2 separate regions of the Homo sapiens genome follow, and region 1 is linked to region 2. The links are chromatin contacts, found by Hi-C or POLR2A ChIA-PET in ENCODE. All regions are on one chromosome and are shown on one strand. Each heading gives the region's core, a stretch centred on a gene start or an enhancer-like site at or near the end of the contact. The rest is flanking DNA. Distances are from core to core; before and after follow the strand shown.

Evidence for each region. A loop is a pair of places that touch in the nucleus more often than their neighbours do. ChIA-PET counts read pairs that join two places held with the same protein, here RNA polymerase II (POLR2A).
Region 1: a loop to region 2 is called in a map of breast epithelium, with 4 times the contacts of the local background. The contact joins two enhancer-like sites. A Hi-C loop is called at or near these places in 1 of 168 maps with a recorded cell type or tissue (breast epithelium). POLR2A ChIA-PET finds 5 or more read pairs at or near these places in 3 of 52 experiments (A673, CD8-positive, alpha-beta memory T cell and common myeloid progenitor, CD34-positive).

Annotation. Positions count from the first base shown.
Region 1 is chr10:22,367,921-22,372,059 of GRCh38, forward strand. SPAG6 (sperm associated antigen 6) reads left to right here. Exons shown (of 11, transcript NM_012443.4): 4 at 575-758. Among named protein-coding and RNA genes, the nearest start is that of SPAG6, 24 kb to the left of the region's middle. Within about 2 kb of position 1,336, at least 2 of the 41 ENCODE cell types and tissues checked have a DNase peak (open chromatin) inside an H3K27ac peak, as active enhancers do.
Region 2 is chr10:22,275,798-22,280,500 of GRCh38, forward strand. No RefSeq gene overlaps it. Among named protein-coding and RNA genes, the nearest start is that of COMMD3, 38 kb to the right of the region's middle. RefSeq lists enhancers at 3,969-4,470, 4,471-4,703. Within about 2 kb of position 2,779, at least 2 of the 41 ENCODE cell types and tissues checked have a DNase peak (open chromatin) inside an H3K27ac peak, as active enhancers do.

The DNA of each region.
Region 1 (4,139 bases), core at 86-2,585, 91 kb after region 2:
AGTTTTAAAATGTGTCATGAATGTTTTGCCTTTATGTTTATTTGATGATTGTAAGCACATTTTAGAACATGGTTGTTACTTCAGAATAATTTAGGACACCAGAAAGATTAGTTGAGGTCATGAAAGGCCTACCATGCTTAAAGACTGAGGGCAAGTAAAGGAAATGAATTAGTCAGTTGACAGTGAGCTTAGTTGCACATGCTAACAATCTAAGAGTTCCCAAGGGTCAAACAATACATTTTGGTGTAATGCAGATACATAAAATCTCGTTATTTTATGAATTTGTGGAAAGTATGTTTATAATTTTATACAATTTCCAAATGCAGGCTTCAGGGTAAAACATTTGAAATACAATGTAAAACCTACCTTGTTTTCAGTTGAGTTACTGAACAGAAGCAATGAGGGCACATCAAATAATCAAAATTATTTTGCAGGATGTTTTTCATCTTTTATATTCAAAAGCTGTTGAGCTTTATTTATAGTAATGTTATTTTTATGTAGTTTTGGTCTATTTTAGATTTTGGTTTTCTAAGTACTCAATTCATTTTGAGTTTTGTCTGTTTGACCCTTGTAGCGCTTCTACAAGAAAGCAGCTGCCTTTGTGTTACGAGCAGTTGGTAAACATTCTCCCCAGCTAGCTCAGGCAATAGTCGATTGTGGAGCACTGGATACGCTGGTCATATGCTTGGAAGATTTTGACCCTGGAGTCAAGGAGGCTGCAGCCTGGGCACTTAGATATATTGCAAGACATAATGCAGGTAATTTAAAATATGCAGGAGCATATTTTAAAATAGGATTATTACAATTCAGATTTATTAGGTAAATCCAGTTTTGCTTAGTAAAACATAGGTGGGGTTTTAATGATGTTTCTGTATGTGATGAGAAGTACGTTTTGAATGATGGCCAAGTTGTTTGGATCATATATTCACAAAAAAAAACCCTATATATTTCAGTCTTTATCTTAGCAGAAGGGAAATTTGAAGAGGTGGAGAAAAGGAGAGAGGGGTGGCAGCGGGTGGGAGAGTAGGCTTGAGTCTCAAAGGCCTTGGTAAATTGGTTCAGTTATTAGGTTGGTGCATAAGTGGTTTTGCCATTAATGGCAAAAACCCCAATTACTTTTGCATTAACCTAATAAATTATTTTAGTTAGTCACCCTCTTGGGGTCATTTGGTCTTCCTGCCCATTCATGATAGGGAGTTCCAAACCAACCAGGAGACATAGCACGAGTGAGTGATGTTGAGGAGATATGGACATAACTTCCTGGAAAATATTGGTATTCAACTCATACTGGGCAGGAAGAAGAGAAGGAGCATGTTCTCCTATAAACTGACAGCTCAGTGGGGTCATCAAGAGGGGACCTGGGCCTCTTGTGAGAGGATTGTGTTGACTCACCCAATTGGTAAAAAGTACATGAGGAACATAATTTTCCCCGTCACTTTATAGAAGTTGCTTATGAACAAATAACATAAGAAGAAAATACAGTTTTAAAATAAACATATGTAAAAATGATCAACTTTGCTAGTAATCAACAAATTCTATACGAAAACATCAATGAAGATCTTTTTAACCTGTTATTTGAGTGGGGGGTGGTGGCAGAAGAGTAAAGCAGCAATATAGCCAGGTGATTAAGAGCACTGTGGCATTAGACAGGGTCTGAGTTTAGTTTAGATACTACCATTTAGTTGCTGTGTGACCTCGGACATGGCTTATAAACCTTCTGAACCTTAGCTTCCTCATCTGTGGAAGAGGATGACTAATAGTGGTTACATCAGAGATTTGTTGTGAGGATGATGACACAATACATGTAAAGCACTTAGGTCGGTGCTTTGACATATGGCAATACTCAGTAAATGTAACATATTAGTATTAATAATGAATGTCAGAGTGGACGATATGACGTGTGCACATTGGTGGAGGAACTACAAATTGTATAAACTGGTGGAGAGCAGTTTGACAAAACTATTAAAGTCATTGCCCTAAAAAAGCCTGCTTTGAGAATTCATCCTAAGGAAAGAATTCCACAGGATGGAAAAGCTATATTCATGCAAATGTTATTATAGCATGATTTGTAAACCCCTCAAATATTTGACAGAAATTTAGTGGATAAATTATGGAACTTAATGAAATCTGAGGCAACAAATTTAAAAGGTAATTATGAACCTACATGGTAACATGGAAAAGTGATTATAATGTTAAAAAAGATATAAAATTGTATATTACAATTACAATAATGTAAACATAAGTTTTTATGTGGATATAATTACAAAAAAATCATGTTTGTATTCCTAAGGTGGTAAAATTAAGGAATTTTTTCTTCATGTTCCAGATTTTCAGTGTGTGTCTATGTCTAAAATATTAGCTGCTGTGTAGTGAGTAATTAGTATATGCCTGGCTCTGTGCTGTGTGCTTCAGACACATTATCTCATTTTGATTGCAGCTACCCTTGGGTGGGCATTACTCTCCCTGTTAAATGGAGAAATAAAGTGGACTTTAGAAAGGATATCCAAAATTATGTTAATGGTGGAACTGGAATTTGAGTCTAACTGTCTGACTGTAAAGCCTTTGTTAACTACTATACCATACAGCTTCACTAAATACTTCCTGAAACAGTATTGAAGAAAAACTTCAAAACAGAAACAGGAAGAGGCTTTCCTATGGTTATATTTAATTTGGTTCTTAAAATGGTGACATTATTACAGACAAAATAGAAATAAAACAGTATAAAAGGCAAGTTGAAAAAGACAACTCTTGTCATGCTTAGAATTATTCAGAATTAAATTACAAATTATTAAATTATTTTCTTAAATCTAGATTTTGATTTTCCAAAAAGGTTCACCTTAAGACTATTGTTTAGTACATGTTGATTGACAAAACTACAGCAGGGTTTTCAATCAAAAGCTGGTTATCATGGGAAACTACATGAGTATATTTAGTAAGTTTTTTTTTAAGTCAGAGGGACACATTACAGATTATAACATGAGTGTTGGAAAAGAGCTTTGAGGGACAACTGTATAGATACTCTCTCAGGCAGGTGCCCCACAGATAACATTTCCATCCCTTCATTTTGTTGAGTCTGGGGCAAAATGATTATAGTTCATAAACAGGATCTGTCTTAGGGGTTCCATTCCAAATTCTTGGTATAATCTGGCTCCCACATGGAATTTCCACTGTAATTTCAATATTTCACAGTAGTTAGGGGCCTGGGACCCAGAAGCTCCCAGAAGAGATTATTGCATAGATTTCTCAGAAGGAAAGGGAATTGTTACCTAGTAAACCATAAAAGTTATCACTCACATCCATATCAATGAAAATGGAGGATTTACCTCCAAATAACCTGATTTCTTTTTTTTTGAGATGGAGTCTTGCTCTGTCGCCCAGGCTGGAGTGCAGTGGTGCAATCTCAGCTCGCTGCAACCTCCACCTCCCGGGTTCAAGTGATTCTCCTGCTTCAGCTTCCTAAATAGCTGGGATTACAGGCACACCCCACCATGCCCAGCTAATTTTTGTATTTTTAGTAGAGACGGGGTTTCACCATGTTGGTCAGGCTGGTCTCGAACTCCTCACCTTGTAATCCGCCCGCCTCGGCCTCCCAAAGTGCTGGATTACAGGCGTGAGCTACTGCGTCCGGCTTTTGTTTGTTTGTTTTGTTTGTTTTTTGAAAATAACCTGATTTCTTAATGATTTCCTAAAAGCAAAATATATTGAGATTAATGAATATTAGTGAAAAACTGTTTGGTTAGACAGTTTAAGAAATATAAATCTTAAATTGAGATGCAAAAGAAATAATATATACTTTTAAGGGCAATAGAAGGAAAAAGTTCTGTGTACAGGAAACAAAATTAAAATAAGCATAGAGAGAAGCCGATGGGCATTACCTGACTTTTCCTTGTTTGAAAAATACAACTTCTAAAACTTATTTCTATGTAAAGATTTTAAAGCATTTTACAGACAGCCAAAGGGAACTTGGGGCTGACAACCAGAAATGGTGGGGTTTTTTTTTTCCAACTGTGTACAAATCATATCATTAAGTTTTATGATTGAATCACCAGTTATTGAATACACATGGTAATGTTTACCTCTGACTTTGCAGATAAATAAGTGATTTCTTTCTAGTTTTTCCTGCTCCTTAGTGACAGCTG
Region 2 (4,703 bases), core at 1,529-4,028:
CCAGCCTGGGTGACAGAGTGAGACTCTGTCTTAAAATAAATAAATAAATAAAAATAAAAATAAAAATAAAATTGAGTGATATAGGTAGACAATAGGCATTCAGTTCATTTCAAAATGATATGAAAAATAAAATTAGATGTATATGTTACCTAAACAAAATTTTAAAAACAAATTAGTTTATATTTCACTCAGAGTTAAAGAATATACTTCTGCACCCAACCAATCCATCCATCAATAAGTACCTACTGAATATCTATTATGTACCCAGCCCTTGACTAGGCTGCTATTTGGTGATTATGTAACTATAACTAACCATAATTAAATATCAGTATATAAATATATATTCCTGAATTCAAACAGCTTATAATTTAGTTAGGTACAAACAATTAAACAGCAGAGATCATTTTAAATGAAATTAAGTTACGAAAAGCATTGTAAATTATAAATGCAGTTTCAGAAAGAAAGCAATTAATAAGTGCCAATGTTCTACCATAAAATTACAAGGAGAGGGTGAATTTCAAGTAGGCACTTAAGAGATGAATAGGATTTCCACAAGAAACTTAGAGCAAAAAGGTGGTATCAGCTGGAGGAAGAGAAAAAACAAAATAACAGGAGTGGGAGTTAACAGGGCTCACTCCCATGCAGTGAGGAGTCTAACGGGATAGGATTGAAGGTTCTTCTTGGGAGTGGGAGAAGTTACATTTCGATAGCCACAGGAGGAATTCACTGAAAAACGACACAGAGGAATTCAGATTTGACACAGAAAGGAGTAGAGGCCCACCACAGGTTCTCAAGCAAAAGAGTAACAGTGAGAGTATATTTTAAGGAAGCTTTCCACCATTGTCTTAAATAGAAGTGTAACTAATGAAATAATTAGGAGCCTCTTATTTGGCAAAGATGTTAAAGAAGACAGAAAAATAAAAGTAGAATCACTTAATTTCTGTTTTCTCAAGTTCAATTACATTGTCTTTATTCCTTCCAAAAGAATAAAGATGGCTGGGTGCGGTGGCTCACGCCTGTAATCCTAGCACTTTGGGAGGCTGAGGTGGGCAGATCATATGAGGTCAGGAGTTCGAGACCAGCCTGGCCAACATGGTGAAACCCCATCTCTACTAAAACTACAAAAATTAGCCAGGCATGGTGGCAGGTGCCTGTAATCCCAGCTACTTGGGAGGCTGAGGCAGGAGAATCACTTGAACCCGGGAAGCGGAGGTTGCAGTGAGCAGAGATTGCGTGACTGTGCAACAGAGCCAGACTCCATCTCAAAAAACAATAATAATAAAGATTTGAAAATAAAACATTAGAAGGAGAGCGAAGTCCAAAACAAGTGGGAAGAGTGTAACAAAGGACCTATTTCCACAATGCCATACGCAAAAAATGTTGATTGAGTGCCTTCTACTTGCAAAGTACTTGATATGAGGCTATGGAACATAAACCAAATCCAGTTCATGTGTCCAAGGAGCTTACAAGATAGAAGTGTTAAGGAATGTGGCTTGGTGCAGTGGCTCACGCCTGTAATCCCAGAACTTTGGGAGGCCAAAGTGAAGGAGGCCAGGAGTCTAAGATCAAACTGAGGAGCACAGAGAGATCCTAACTTTACAAAATAAAATTTTAAAAAATTAAAAATTAGCTGGGTATGGGATTCCACGCCTGTAGTCCCAGCTACTCAGGCAGCTGAGACAGGAGGGTTACGTGAGCCAGGAGTTCAAGGCTGCAGTGAGCTATACGTACACCACTGCACTTCAGCCTCGGCGACAGGGCAAGACTGTGTCTCAAAAAAAAGTGTTAAGGAATGTGTATCAGACATTTTTATAAATGTCATAACAGAGGTGCAGGTAAAATCCTGTGATCATTCACAGAAGAATAAAATCACCTTTCAGATACAGGATTCGGATCAGGTTTCATGGAAGAGGCAAAACTTTTTGTAAATCTCAAAATGGGTATGTTGTCAGAATGGAATGGCAAAAGAGCCTGGAAAAAGTAATGTTTATTCTGTGTGGTCTGTGTCTGCTAAAATTCCAGAGTTACTGTAGAGAAAGGGAGAGAATGGATTTGGGAGCCAATAGCAGTGTCTGCCACACCTGGCTCATATGTATACAGACTGCAGCAGGAAGGCAACGTCTGGCTACGATGCACAATACATGTGTGTCCTTGGTATAGCTCCTTAGCAGGAATATTCTGGCTAGTAAAATAACAGAGTTACTCAGGTGGGATAGCATGGTTGTTAACGGTGGAGGGTGTCCAGGTTCTTGGCATCTTGAACAAAGAATTCGTCAAAACGCACAAACAAAACAAGGAAGGAATGAAGGGATTACTGAAAATGAAAGTACACTCCGGCCGGGCGACGTGGCTCACGCCAGTAATCCCAGCACTTTGGGAGGCCGAGGTGGGCGGATGACGGGGTCAGGAGATCGAGACCATCCTGGCTAACATGGTGAAACCCCGTCTCTACTAAACATACAAAAAAATTAGCCGGGCGTGGTGGCGGGCGCCTGTAGTCCCACCTACTCGGGAGGCTGAGGCAGGAGAATGGCGTGAACCCGGGAGGCGGAGCTTGCAGTGAGCCGACATAGTGCCACTGCGCTCCAGCCTGGGCGACAGAGCGAGACTCCATCTCAAACAAACAAACAAAAAAGAACGTACACTCCACAGTGTTCGAGCGGGCAGCGGGAGTGAGCATAGGGGCACAAAGGCCCTGTTACAGTTTTTGTGAATTTAAATTCCCTCTACTTAGGGTACACCCTATGTAAATGAAGAGGATGAAGTGAAGTTACAAAGACATTTCCTGATTGTATGCCCTATGGAGAGGATATTTCCTGTTATAGCTGAAGTGTGAATCTGGCCTTAGCTTTCCTGCATCCAGACCCTATTTTCCCGCCTCATGGTGAATGTGTTATGAGGTTACTAAGATGGGGAAGAGAGGAGAACAGAAATGTATCTAACAGAGGGACAGACCTGAAGAAGTGGAGAATATCTTGTGAGATTTCCCCCACCTTTTTCATTCTTGGCTATGCCCTGTCGCCTGCCGAGCCTCTTTTCATATTCGGTCTGGAATGCTGAAACCTCCTTTTCCTCATTCCCTTTGTTATCTCTATATCTTGTTCCCTAGAAATAAAGATTTGAACTTTAGCATGAGCTGTACTTTTGCTACAGACCTTCTATTATCCAGCTACAGTGTTGACATACTTAATCTCCTTTAATGGGACAAGTAATGAACTCAATTAGCTGGAAAACCTCCATGCAAAGAGAAAAGACAACTCTTACCATATAATTCACAGACATTTCCCTTGATTCACATTATTCCTGCATTAAAGACCTTCTATGACCCCGAATATCAGTTGGTTACTCGCTAAAACTGACTGTAGAGCAATTTCGCCTTAAGCAGATTTACTTAACGAAACACTAATATGTAATTAACTGGACTGAGAATTTGATTTGCATACTCTCAAGGAACAATTTTTTATTATTTAAAAACAAAACACTTGACATTCTAGAAGGGGCTACAAAGACATCCCCAAAGGTCAATTAGTCCTACAACTGATTACCTAAATATTTAATAGCACTCAAACACAGTACTAAATGGGCTCTAATTTGTTTGTGAAAAGAAACAATGCCACTTTACACACGGCTGCCAAGTTTTCAGTAAACAAAGAGAATATGGTCTTGGGAAACTGATGAATCTAGTTTAAAAATGCGACAAGATCCTCCTGTGCTCCTTCCAAACATGGCAGTGATTTTCCACTAATTTTCTTCCTGATGCTTTTTTCCTTTAAGTCTACATGTTGATGCACCCCAAGGCTCAGTCTTTGAATTGGTCTCTTTCCTAGGTCGTTCTCAAGTAATCTCTAGGCTTGACAAACTTCCTCTGTATTGACAGCTCCCAATGTTATACCTATAGCTCACACCTCCTCCCTGAACTGCAGTCTCAAATATATCCCTGCCTATACAGCATGGCATGAATATCTAGCGGGCATCTCAAATTTACTGTGTCCCAAATGGAACTTCTGATTTTTCCCCCAGATAAAAACTGTAAATCCCACTCTCTTCCCCATCTCAATAAATGGTAACTCCCTCCTTCCAAATTGCTCAGGTCCAAAGCCTTGGTGTCATCCTTGGCTCTTCTCTCTTCTCCTGCACCCCCACATGTAACCTGTGAGGAGGTCTTATTGGTTCTACCTTTATAACCTATGCAGACACCAATCCCTTCTTACCACCTCCATCATGACGTACACTGCCATAATCGCTCCCCTAGATTCTTGCAATAGTCTCCTAACTGGCTTTCCTACTTCAGCCTCTCCTCCAACCCTTATACCTAATGTCTACTTTGAATAGAGCATCCAAGAGGATCCTTTGAAAATCTCCTCTGCTCAAACCCTTCCAGTGTATTCCCATCTGGGATAGAGTCAAAGTCTTCGTGGCTGTCTCAAAAGTCCTCGACTGGTCCCCCGCTGTGCTCTGCCTGGTCCCCCGCTGTGCTCTGCCTTGTCCCCCGCTGTGCTGTGCCTCTGCTCTGGCCACAGGGGCTTCCTTGCTATTCTTCCAACACTCCAGGTGTACTCATTCCTGGAGATCTTTGCCATTGTCGCTTCTCTACCAGGAATACTCTTCTCCAGGTGTCTTCCTAGATATCTTCAGGTCTTGGACTAAAAGTCACCTTCTCAATGAGTCTTTACCTGACTAGCTTATTTAAAATTGCAACTCCC